2 separate regions of the Mus musculus genome follow, and region 1 is linked to region 2. A link is a loop called in an ENCODE intact Hi-C map of the cell type or tissue named here. Cell type or tissue: left cerebral cortex. All regions are shown on one strand. Each heading gives the region's core, and the rest is flanking DNA. Links, peaks and the distances in the headings are about the cores only.

The links. Peaks named below come from ENCODE experiments on the same cell type or tissue, not always from the same donor. Only the 100,000 strongest peaks of a DNase experiment are listed, where the experiment ranks them.
Region 1: a loop joins it to region 2, with 2.4 times the contacts of the local background. A loop is called at or near these places in 1 of 42 quality-filtered maps.

What each region holds. Positions count from the first base shown.
Region 1 is chr9:66,333,608-66,340,209 of GRCm38, reverse strand. No RefSeq gene overlaps it. Among named protein-coding and RNA genes, the nearest start is that of Herc1, 14 kb to the left of the region's middle. In left cerebral cortex, for the core only: no CTCF peak of the experiment used is centred there; a DNase peak (open chromatin) is centred at 2,677.
Region 2 is chr9:66,155,216-66,161,817 of GRCm38, reverse strand. It overlaps Dapk2 (death-associated protein kinase 2), which reads right to left and starts at 3,592. Exons shown (of 12, transcript NM_010019.3): 1 at 3,478-3,592. In left cerebral cortex, for the core only: a CTCF peak has its summit at 3,693 (motif pointing left); a DNase peak (open chromatin) is centred at 3,676; H3K4me3 peaks cover 442 bases.

The sequences.
Region 1 (6,602 bases), core at 695-5,694, 180 kb before region 2:
AAGCCACCTGATGTGGATGGATCCTAGGAATTGAACTTGGGTCCTCTGGAAGAACAGCAAATGCTCTTAACTGCTGAACCATCTCCTAAGCAAAGAGTTGAAAATTTAGCTCAGTGGTGGAATGTTTGCCTTATAAGTACCAATCTCCAGCACCAGAGGGAAGGAAAAGAAAGAAAACACAGACCTGCACACATGCAAAGGGGGAGGAGGAACGGAGAGAGAGAGGGAGGGAGAGAGAGAGAGAGCACAACTGGGGGTTGGGGGAGCAAGCACAGGTGATCAGTTCCTCAATCCACAGCAGGGAGTGGAAAATTGATGCTAAGGAAGGAAAATGAGAAAGTGCAGAGCAAAACATGGTGACCCAGGGTCATGGGGGAAAGGATTTATAGAATCCTCCACAGCAGACACTGGGACAATACACTCAGTAAATAAACAATCCAAGTGATTGTTCTAGAAGCTATCTACATAGAATCATAGCACACATGAGGGATCTCCAGTACACAAAGAAAGCCACTCCTTTCCTACCCTTTAAAGAACAAATGGCTTAAGAGGGATTGCTGAATTCTAGCAGGTAGGATCAGAGACCTTTAATGAGAAGTGGAGGCTTGAAGATTGAGCAGTTAGTCTAGACCTGTGAGAACAGGGAACATTCGAGACACAAGGAACAGCATAAAACAAAGTGTGATCAGGATCCACAGTGTAATTTTAGTTGTAGCATCTGTAGCCGACATTATCCTGGTCTAGGACTCTTCATAGCAAGGCACAGAACTTGCCTAGGTAACAGTGGAGGATATTTAGCATAAGGGATACAGAAAAAAACAGCGAGAGTGGGGCAGTAACCCACCTCTTCTAGAGTATTGACACAAACAGAACTTGTGTCTATGCTTTCCTTGCTATGTTGGCTTTGATTTCTCTCGGCTCAGACTACCTTTGTCCCTATAGCTAGGAGGAAGGCAGTACCCAAGCTTTACATCTAACTCTTGCCATCCCTAGAAGAGACCTAAATCCTACGGACACAGTGCTGACTGCCCAGGATTGGATCAGCATCCATCCTTAGCTCCATCTCAGAGAGACCACCCCAGCCCACCCCCCATAAAACTATCGTTTATGACAGAGTGGGGAACATGTGACGCTGTGCTTGGGGGATGCATACAAACTGAAATATGTGCAAGCACAGCTATGTAGCGGGAAAGTGTGTCACTTCCAAACTGTGCTTTCATTTGTCAGATGGTCAGCTTGCCATAGGACTTAAATGAATTTTCACCACAGAATTTTCAACTGATTAATATGTTATGTTAATCAATTAATGAATGTCGCTTTAATCAAGATGTTGTGGAACACAGTGGAGCTCTAACATAGGCTAAAGAATGGTTACCCAAGATCCTTTGTCATTCTAGCCCCATGACTTTAAATGAGAAACTCAACCAATCTCTGCCTCTACTTCCTGTTTCAAAATAATAATTATAGCAGCAATGACAGCTGGTATTTTTATTGATATTCCAAGCCCCCACTGTTTCTTTTTTTTTTCCTCTGTCTCCTCCCTTCTTTTCCTCCTTTCTCTTTTGGTGCTGGGGACTGAGCTGGAGACTGAACTTGTGGCCTCTTGCATCTGATCTGTGAAGCCTCTCTAAACATTTTCCAAACACTTCATTTAAAAATCAAAATAAACATATACAACTCCATAAATCTGAGATAATCCCTGCTTACAAGGTTATTGCAAAGATTAAAGAATCCATGTATGATTCATAGCCTCATTGCTTGGCCCACAGCCAATGCTCAGTAGGTCATTATTTTTAATTATCTGTTGCCTGAAGAAAGACCTTTCATTTCATGATTGCCTGTGGCACCAGACGCTTTGAGAAAGCAAAACAACAGCAAAGAGAGGGGACCTTTATCTCTGATGACACCATGACCCACATCTCTGACGGAGTTGGGGTACAGTTTAGAAGTTCCTGAATAAAATAAGTTGTGAGAAGAAATGACAGGTGTGATTGAGGAATGTAAAATGAAAGGCAAGTCTTATAGCAGTGATATGGAATGTATAGAAGGCTTGGTCCCCTGCTGGAGGAGTCAGTGAGTGGATCCCAAGACCTCTGATTTAATCGATGGCTGAATCTCTTGATGAATTCACAATACAGCATTATTGAGAGGTGGGACTTAGGGGCTGGCAAGATGGCTCAGCAGTTAAGAGCACTGACTGCTCCTCTGAAGGTCCTGAGTTCAAATCCCAGCAACCACATGGTAGCTCATAACCACCTGAAATAAGACCTGATGCCCTCTTCTGGCATGTCTGAAGGCAGCAACAGTGTGTACTTATTTATAATAATAAATAAATCTTTGAGAGAGAGAGAGAGAGAGAGAGAGAGAGAGAGAGAGAGAGAGAACCTAGTTGGAGGAAATGCCTGAAAGATTTACCTTACCCCTGGCATTTTCCTCCCCTTTTTTGCTTCTTGGAGAAGCTCTGCTCCCCAAGCCTTTCTGCTGAGATCTCTGCCTTGCTGTGGCCCAGACACAACAGGGAGAGGTAACATGGACTGAGAGCTCTGAGCTGTGAACTAGAATCAATCTTTCCTCCCTCCAGTTGATTTTGTGGGTACTTCATCACAGTGATTAAAGCTAACACACTTGGCTAGGTCTGTGGTTCCTAAAGGAAATGCCTTCCCACACAGTCTACCCATGAAACCCATGTAAAGGAGCAGCTGAGGTTTCTCTTCTCTCTGACTTGAATGATTTGAATTTTGTTAAACCACTGAGATTATCCAACAATAGGCCAGGCTGTGTGCTGAGCCATTTATAGAAGTAATCTTTTACTCCCCCATGGCCTGCAAGGTGAATCTTCTCTTGAGATATAATTTAGAACTTACTAAAATGAAGCAGTAAAAGAAATAATGCAAAATAAGTGGAAAGTGGGAAATTGAGACAAGTAATTATAGAATGGCAAATGAAATATGAGCCTTATGATTTTATGATTTTAATATGGAATGCCCCTAAAAAAGGTGCATTGTATACATGTATATATGTATATGTGTATATATATATATATATATGTATATATATATATATATATATATGCATAAGCTAAAGAATGGTTACTCCATATTCTTCATCAGCCTTCTAGCCCAATGGCTTTAAATGAGTAATTCAAGCAATCTTCACTCTGTGTGTGTGTGTGTGTGTGTGTGTGTGTGTGTGTGTAAACACACACATGTATATGAAAAGTGAGCCTGGGATTTGGAAGGGACTCTGTGAAAGTCACCAACTAATAAAAAGCAAGACTGGGATTTAAGCACAGCTTTGTCATTCCTCAAAGTCTAAAATACAAACTATGTCCTACTTTTTTTTATCAGCAAGAGCTAGTCAAAATATATGAATAACCAAGCTCTAAGAAATGGATAAAATAACAGACACGGTCAACTTCTTTGTCCCCTACCTTTCTCCTATGTTCAGTCAGCTCTTGGACCTCAGACACACCTCCAGGCTGCCCAGGGCTACAGTCTTCCCATTGCCCACTTCAAAAAACAAACAAACAAACAAACAAACACACACACACCAAAAAATCCTCAAGCAAACAAAAAAACCTTATCAAGATGTATCCTCCTCCACAGTGATGTTTCCTTCTAAAAGACTGAGTGCCCCTCCGTCTTGCTACTAAATTTTTTATAGTTTGAGTTGTGCTTCTTTAGCTGCTAAGCCAGCTGGGACAGACATGTCGTCCTAACATTCAGGAGGCAGAGTCAGGAGGATTGCAAGTTTAAGGCCAATCTGAGCTATGTAATGAGTTCTAGGCTAGTTTGGACTACATGGTGAGATAGTATCTCATAAACCTAAAAGGATAAAGGCTGGGCTTTCTGAAGCAGGGGCTAAGGTTAAGAGATACTTCAATGAAAACTGCAGACCCTAGAGAGGGATAGATGAAAGAAGTAGGCCTCTGCAAGTTCCCACCTCCCACCCACTTCCACGCCCCCCCTTACCCTCCACCACCCCCAATTCTTTATAATAGCTCAGGATACTATATAAGCTCAATGTCTGGCCCTTCTTTGAGCATCATATAATGTAACTACAATTTTCCCCTGTTAATCTGTTTTATCTCAACTTAATATTAAGCCTAAACTGAAGAACCTAGAAAGTATTGTGAAATGCAATTCTAAAAACAAAAAAACCAACAAGCACACCTCTAGCAAACATTGTACAAGGCTGCTTGACAGATTGCAACTTCATTGATTCTAGAGAGCTGACAGGTCACAGATCTGGATCCTAATTGTCTCATACTAGCTTATTTTGTTTAGGAGTTACTCACTTCCACTATGTGTATCTCACCTGATATCCCTATAATGAGCAGATAAACCGTGATGTACCCCTTATCCTCTGCAAACCTTAAAGATAAGGATGCCATAGAGAGCATCAGAAGACTGGGCTATGCCCCAGTGTATACACTGTTTGTTTGGCTTCAAACTTCAGCACTGTTGAAACCTGAAGCTTGCAGTTAAGGTTTCCAAGTTCAGCTGTAGTCTACCTACCCAATGCCTGAATCAGTTTCTTGGGTAATAATGTTGATTTATGAGCATCTTTGTGTTTTTAAGGAAATAAGAAAATAGTCTATTCTGAGCCAGATATAAATATTCACAGGCCAACAACGAGCCCAATTTTTAGTTTCCTGAAAGCTGAGACTAAGCCAGTCCTGCTCGTTCAGAACTCAAGAAATTTGTGAGGAAGAAGGGAATGACATCTGAAACTCACAGCTGCCCCATTCGTTCTTCCTGAGCCCTAGACAAATCCACCAAATAAGATTTTTATCTGTCTCTAGCAAACTCAAAACACTTGTTATTCCCAAGCTAAGTGAACTCTGCTGAATCCAACAATAAGGCCAGAAAGAGCCAAGCTCAGTGAGCTGCCCTAAACATACATACATTTCCCTCTCCCTCTCCCTCTCCCTCTCCCTCTCCCTCTCCCTCTCCCTCTCCCTCTCCCTCTCCCTCTCCCTCTCCCTCTCCCTCTCCCTCTCCCTCTCCCTCTCCCTCTCCCTCTCCCTCTCCCTCTCCCTCTCCCTCTCCCTCTCCCTCTCCCTCTCCCTCTCCCTCTCCCTCTCCCTCTCCCTCTCCCTCTCCCTCTCCCTCTCCCTCTCCCTCTCCCTCTCCCTCCTCTCCCTCTCCCTCTCCCTCTCCCTCCTCTCCCTCTCCCTCCTCTCCCTCTCCCTCTCCCTCTCCCTCCTCTCCCTCTCCCTCCTCTCCCTCTCCCTCTCCCTCTCCCCCTCCCCCTCTCCCTCTCCCTTCTCCCCCCTCTCACTGTTTTAGGAATACAGAGATGGCTCAGTGGGTAAGAGCACCCGACTGCTCTTCCGAAGGTCCAAAGTTCAAATCCCAGCAACCACATGGTGGCTCACAACCATCCGTAATGAGATCTGACTCCCTCTTCTGGAGTGTCTGAAGACAGCTACAGTGTACTTATATATAATAAAAATAAATAAATCTTTAAAAAAAAAAAGGAATACAACTTTCAAGGCCACAAGAACAAAGGTGAACGGGTTTGCTTGCGTGGCATAGTGATGCCTTAGCTACGGACAGACAGTGAAGGATGTTGCCAAACTTTGAGCAGAGCCAGCCGTTCACTGAGAACTACTCACCTGCCTCTTGACCTCCAGAGATGGGAACAGACTCTTTGGTTTGCAAACCAAAGCCATTAAGTAACTTTAATGCTTCATGTAACTAAATATTCCATGTCTGTACCAAGCTTCAGACATGGGCAGAGGGAGGAAACAGGCTCACTACAAACTTTAGGTCTCACACTGTATCTCTAGTTCAGTCTTTCTCTAAGATGGCTCCATGCCCAAGCAGCTCTCTCCATGTAGGAGTCCTCCCGTGCAGAAGCCCCAAAAATACATGGTTCTCTTGTGTTTATCTATTTAGAAACAATGTCCCACTCTGAACATCAGGCTCACCTCAAACTCCAATCCTTCAATCTCAGTTTTCTAAATGTAAAATCACTGGTGGGTACCACCATGCTTAGCTTAAAACTGCTTTTCTTCAGTGTTGGGAATCAAACTCAGAACTTGGATCTTGTCAGAGAAGTAATTCCATCGATGAGCGATCGCCTCCAGTCCACCTTTTACTTTGTATTTTGAGAAAAAGCTCAAAGACTTGTCTGGGTTGGCCTTCACCTCTCCCTGTAGCCCAAGCAGGCCTTGAATTTTTGATTGTCTTGCCTCCATCTCCCAAGTAGAAGGATTGCAGGCCTATGCCATCTGACCTGGCCTAAAACTTTTTTTAATATTGAAAAGTAATAAATTGAGCAGAGAGGCACACACAGGAGCCTAAAGCAGAAGGATTGCCTTGAGCTCAAACCTAGCATAGGCTACCATAGCAAGACCTCATCTCAACAAAACAAAACAAAACAAAACACCCAACGACTGAAATCTTACAAGACAAAACACAACTATTTTAAACACCACACAGCAGGGTGGGGAGGTTGGGGGGAGAGAGAGAGAGAGAGAGAGAGAGAGAGAGAGAGAGAACGAATTGGAATCTTGAAACCCTTCCCAGAATTCCTATCTACAGACCTTCCCAGATCCTAGTCTTTATAATAATCACCTAAGTTTGTTCATCCCT
Region 2 (6,602 bases), core at 1,006-6,005:
GGACCATTCCTGTTCACTTGGTTCATCCCGCCATGTCTCGCCTCGGGGAGGGCTCTTTCCATGGGAGCCCAGTGGACAGCTGCCCCATGCTCTTAGGGTCTAGGCGCCCCAGTGCCACTTTCTCTGTAAAACTCCACGACCCTGTTCTTCCCCTCTTTAAACTCTAGAAAAAGTCTCTTATTAGGATTAGGTTAGAATTTTCTCATTCTGGTTCATAATCTGTGCCTGACTCAAAAAGAAAGAGACTGGAGAGACGGCTCTGTGGTTAAGGACGCTGACTGCTCTTGCAAAGGACCTGGGTTTGATTCCCAGCATCCACATGATGGTTCACAACCATCTGAAATTGCCATTTCAGGGGAACTGGCATCCTCTTCTGGCCTCCACAAGCATCGGGCACAAATGTGGCAGACATACATACAGGCAAAACACTCATACACAGATAATAAAAATAAATTTTGAAGAAAGAGAGAGATCCAGCCACACAGGTTTGGATTCAAATCCCGGTTCCGTTACTTACGACCACATTGCCCTTAACTGAGGACAAGATAGTTTTTCTGGGCTTCAAACTAACATCCATGGAAAACAGCCCTAGTAACCATACTGCGGGGTAAGTGTGTAGAGCAACCAGAACACCTAGACACTGCCAGGCAGTGCACACCTCGAAACATCACTCTGAATACTGTGGAACCATCTCTGTGAACGTACTGTGAGAAACACATGCAGCAAGAATGGTCCATGTAGCATCAACTAAACTCCTAGCAACAACTAAAAATTGAAACCAACCAAATGCCCATCAATAGAACAAGGGAGTCACTACACAATAGGGTGGAGCATGAAGCACGAAGAACAAAAGAAACCAGGTCCCACAAAAAGATCTTATGCTGTTTGGTTCAATTTGGAGAAGACTTATCCACAGGGTGGAGGAGAGATCTCAGCTATCAGTTACTTTTATAGAAAGCCCGAGTTTCCATCCCCAGTGCCAAATGCACTGGGTATGGTTGGCACACACCTGTAATCCCAGCACTCAAGGTGTGCCTTGAGTTTCAGGCCAGTGTGGGCCATAGGGTAAGACCCTATCTCCAAGAAGAAAACGAAATGGAGAATTAACAGTGTTGGGGATTCAGCTCAGTCTGTAGAATGCTTGCCTAACAGACACAAAGCAGCCTTGGCTTCGATCCTCAGCACTCCATAAACCAGGAATGGTGGCTCACAGCTATAATCTCAGCACTCCAGAGGTAGAGGCAGGGGGACCAGAAGTTCAAAGTCACCCTCGTCTACATAATGAGTGCAAGGCCAGCCTTGGATATATGAGATCCTGGGGTGAGAGGCATGGAGTAAACTAATATCTACTTTCTTTTTTAGACTGTTTTTGTAGAATTATTTCTCTGTAGGTGTATGGTTGTTTTGCCTGCATGTTTGTCTATGCACCACATGTCTGCGGTGCCCAAAGAGGCCAGAAGAGGGCATCAGATCCTCTGAACTGAAGTTACAGATGATCATGAGCCACCATGTTGGTGCTGAACACTGAACCCAGGTCCTCTGGAAGAGCAGCCAGTGCTCTTAACCACTGGGTCATCTCTCCAACACCCTAAGAAAGATCTTTCTTATAAGTAAGATGACATATGTGAAATGCTTTTGGAGCCTCACTAAGGCAAAGGGTGTAATATTCTCACCTCTGTCCCCTAGGGAGTAGCTAACATAAGCAGGTACTATAAGGTAATATAAGATGGTAATTTCCAGTTAGGGCCCAGGCTTCTTGCTCATGGCTACAGCTCAGATACTCCATACGAAATGAAACACCCGTGGCAGCTCATCACCCTCCCATCACACCTCCACAAGAGCAATTCTCATTTCAATTGATAAATTCTCAGAGTCAAGTGCAGTAACTCGAAGGTAGAGTTATAACCACCAATTTTGAGAAGCTGAAAACCACATATCAGAGGCAAGGCACATGACTATGCCTTTTGACCCGAGACTCAGGCTACCTTGCAAAGATGACACCCATCTGGATGTGAACAATCCTCCCAAGGGGGCCCTGGGAATTCTCCTTCCTACCCATGGCCTTAATGGCAAGCAACACTCTAGGAGGTAACATAGACCTCCTGGGACCCCACAGAAAGGGACCTCCCAGTTACCTTTCCAGTTTACTCTCTTCCTCAGAAGTCAGCAGGCTGAGGAAGTGATACAGAGCACTCCCATCCCACGGTATCCTTGCTGTGGACTGGGGTTTGGGGTAAAAACTTAACATTGAAACAAAAGTCTGAACCCACTGGGATCGGGTCTAAGTCACTTGTTAGACAAAAGGAGAAATCTGAGGTCCAGAGAGGGAAAGGGACCTTTCCACCATGGCACAGCTAGGCCATCAAACTTCCCAGGGCTTCTCTTGATACCCACACAACTCCTCCATGGATGGCTCAGGACTGGAAAGCCAGTGGCTTCTGGGAGAACAGTTCCAAGGAGAAGGTGCCCAAGTTTGGCAGGGACAGGCAGTGGTTTGGAACACGTGCGCACATACACACACACATGAAGAATCCTCAGACTCAGGTCTGGGGAAACTGCCAGCAGTGCCAGCAGAAGGGAGGAGACTCTAGCATCACAGAACCCCTTTGGATGATCCCTGATAAGGATGTTGGGGCTCAGAAGGTCAGCCACCTCCCTGAGTTGACATGAGAAAAACTCAGTCTTTTAATAAAAGGTTCAGCTTCTTTGGGCAGCCGGACTGTTTGCCCCCCACATCTAACAGAATAGAAGGCTCTAGAGAAGCTGTCAGGGTTGGCTGGTTTATTCCCTCCAGCAGGTAGTTTGTTGTCCCGGGGCAACAGATACCCACCCATTCCTGACACTTCAGTCAAGCCTCCAAAGACAGCTACTGGTCTATCAATACCATGACTTTAGATGCCAAAAACTTAACCGGCGGGCAGGTGGAGACAGGGAGGGCTTTGAACCCAACTCTGAAGCAGTCAAGGTACCAGCCACTTTTAGTCAACAAAATTCCCCTAGGATGCCAAGCCAGTTAGTTGGGAACTAGTGTCAGAAACCAAAAGAGCTGCCCCCAGCTACCTTTAGATGACAGGGAACCAGGGAGTGTCCCTCCACCTGCCCGCAGCTGTTAGGCCACACTGGAGGTTCATTTCACAGGAAGCAACCTCCCGGGCTGAGGCGGGGAGGAGGAGGTGTGAGCCCACAGAGGCTGGGCTTGTTTCTCTCCTATTGGGGACTTTTGAGGGGGCCAAACTTGATGCATGGTTGTTTCCATTCTCCTGCCCAGATGTCAGGCCTCTGTCCGTCAATCCCCATCCCGTCTCTGGGACCAGAGTGTCAAGCTTAGGAGGCACCCCGAGGTAGTAGTAGCCTGCAGACTGGCCTCCGGGTGCCGTCCCAGCGCACAAACCACAGAACGGCTATATCCTAGACAGGCAATGCCCGACCACCCCAGCCACTGCTGCCGTCGAATCCCGCGGCCCGGGCGCTACTCACGGCGAAAGGCTGCGCTGCATGTGCGGAGAGCTGGACGTGCACCGGGGCGCGGCGGGGTGCGCGGCGCTCCGCTCTGCTCTGCTCCCTGCGCCCGGCGTCCGCCCGCAGAGCCGCCGAGGAGCAGAGGGGGCGGAGCGGCCAGCCCGGTCCCAGGCGCCGGCTGGAGGCGCGCCCGGACACTCGGCCCGGAGCTCGGGGCGCCCCCTGCTGGAACCCCCGCGGGACCGCCCCGAGGTGAGGACTTGGATGCTCGTCCCTTCCCGCCCTGTCTCTCACATGCTGTGCCACCTGGAACGAATCAACTTGAGTAAGCTAATGATCAACGCACTTCACAACCCAGCACAATTGCCAGAAAACAGAATTTCTCTGCCCTTCGTCCCCACCCACGCACACCCTGACTGATCAGATTCTCTGGGGACCTCGCTCCACACAAGGGTAGGAAGCTCTCATGTGCCCCACTCATTCCCGGCCCAGCTTGAAGACTGCCCATATTTGCCTATTACCACGCCAACCCTGGCACCATTCTTGAGTGTAGTCCGTGTATCACCATTAAGCCTGTCTTAATGAAGGACTTGGGAGTTGATTCTCCCTTCCTTTTGCAAATTATCAGAAGGAGAAAATATCAGTGGTAGCGTTGGTGGCTGGAAACAAAACTGAAGTTCAATGGTCTCCATTCAAGACCAGAGACATTTTAAGGATGGCCACCTAGAGCCTCCAGCCCTAAGTCACTGTGACAGCTAACACTGTCAATGTGACTGGATTTACAATCAGGAGATAAACCTCTGGGTATGCCTATAGGAATTTCTAGATTGTGTTTCCAGAGCTTTAGTGAGACCAGCCCTAGATGTGCACAGCAATGGTCCACGGGCTGGGGTCCAGGAATTAAAAAAAAAAAATCGGTGAGGAGAAACTGGCTAGTGAGGGCTGCTCTTCTCTGACCATTGCTGCAATATCTGGGACAGCCTCCGGGAAGATCCCAGACCTTTGCGTGTGACCTTTCAGATCTGTGCAGTTTAGAGGGCTCTCTGTGAACAGAGAACCAGGATTCACCTCATATTTCTCTCTCCCTCCCCCTCCCCTTCCCCTCCCCCCCCTTCCTGAGGCTGGGCACAATGTACCCAGCTGCGCCACGCTCCTGCTGCCATGATGGACTATACCCTATACCTTCTAACTGTGAGCCCGTTCTTGAGTTGCCTCCCCCACCCCTTGAGTACTTTCTCACAGCAACAAGAAAAGTAGCACAGATCCCCCCTTAGGGATCCTCCCTAGAGCTAAGGATGTAAGATTCTGAGTCATGGGTGTAGTCCAAAGTCCTGCCCTATCATCCATGTGTGGTCAGCCACCAGAAAGTGGGAACAACAACCCTTCTGGTAGCTTCCAGTGAAGTCCTGAGTAGCACTGGCGGAGGGTGACATGTGAAATGTGCCCAAGGAGCACACTACCCCTCAGCCTTTTCAACACCAGGAACCCTGAAAATGCCACTGAGTACCGCCCAACTCTCTCATTGTGTCTTGAACAGTCTCAGGGAAGATCCCAGACCTTCACTTGCGTGTGACTTTCAGGTTTGTGCAGGTTCTGGGGTTCTCCTCAGAATAGCATGCTAGAGAGAAGTAGCTACCATCTGATGGCTTCTGAAGTCAGTGGACAGAGGGAAGGACACACACACACACAGTGGCCACCACAGTAGCGAGGTCCCTCATCCTCCAACCAGCCCCAGATACCTCCTCCCCCATTTTTAAGTCTGTTGCTGTGTGACAAACCATCCTAGCCTTGCTGATACAAAACACAAATTTCATTATGCTCCTGCATTCCTGGAGTCCACTCTCTTAAAGCCACTCTACTCTGAACCCTGCCACCTCAGTTCAATTCTTTCTTGTCATTTTCCCTGACCATGTCGTAACTATGATTAAGGTTCACTTTCAACAAGAGCAAAACAACATCTTGTCCATTTTGATCTCCATAGATTGCATGCTATCCCAAACCTAATTACTAAAGGCATGCTAGGTTGAGCACGTAAAAGCATGTTAGGTTGAGCATGTAGGTAATGGCACGGGAAGAAACCACAGCTGTCCTCTATCCTGTAGGACTTTCTGCAACAGAACATATGACAAAAGCCACATAAGGAAGGAAGTTCGTTTGGTTCACAGTTCAAGGGCATGGTCCATCAAAGCAGCAGGGCAGCAGGCAGCAGGGGCACGAAGCAGCTGATCACACACACACACACACACACACACACACACACACAAAGAGCTTCCTCCACTCTCTTTTGCCTTTTTACTCAGTCGGGAACCCCACGCCCATGGAATGGTACCACTCACATGTAGAGTGGGTCTTCCCCCTCAATTAACCCAGTCTAGAAACTCTTCTTTCAGTGTGTGTCCTAGATGATTCTGTCCTGCCAAAATGACAATGGACATCAGTTATCACACCCCCAAGAGAAGATACTAGATATGCTGATAACCTGGCAGGGTGGCATGCACCAATCACGACACCCAGGAGACTCCAGGCAACAGAGCAAGAACCCATCCTTTAAAAAAAAAAAAAGATTTATTTATTCATTATGTATACAGCAGTCTCCTGCATATGCCTGCATACCAGAAGAGGGCACTAGAGTTCATTACAGATAGTTGTGAGCCACCATGTGGTTGCTGGGAATGGAACTTAAGACCTCTGGAAGAGCAGCCAGTGCTCTTGACCTCTAAGCCATCTCTCCAGCCCAGAGCCCATCTTAAAAAAAAAAAAAAAAAAAAAAAAAAAAAAAAAATCCAGAGGGGCTAGAAAGCTGGCTCAGTAATTAAGGCTGTAATGTTCTTTCAAAGGGTTAGCATTTGGTCCCTAGCACCCATGTTGGGCAGCTCAGCTCACAAGCCCTGTCATTTCAGCTCTGGAGGACTAGTGTCCTCTTCTGACCTCTGAGGGCATCTGCACTCACGTGTGTACACACCAACACAGACATCTACAATTACACATGATTAAAAATACAACAAATCGGGGCTGGCAAGATGGGTCAGCGGTTAAGAGCCCTGACTGTTCTTCCAAAGGTCCCGAGTTCAAATTCCAGCAACCACACGGTGGCTCACAAATATCTGTGATGAAATCTGACATCCTCTTCTAGTTTGTCTGAA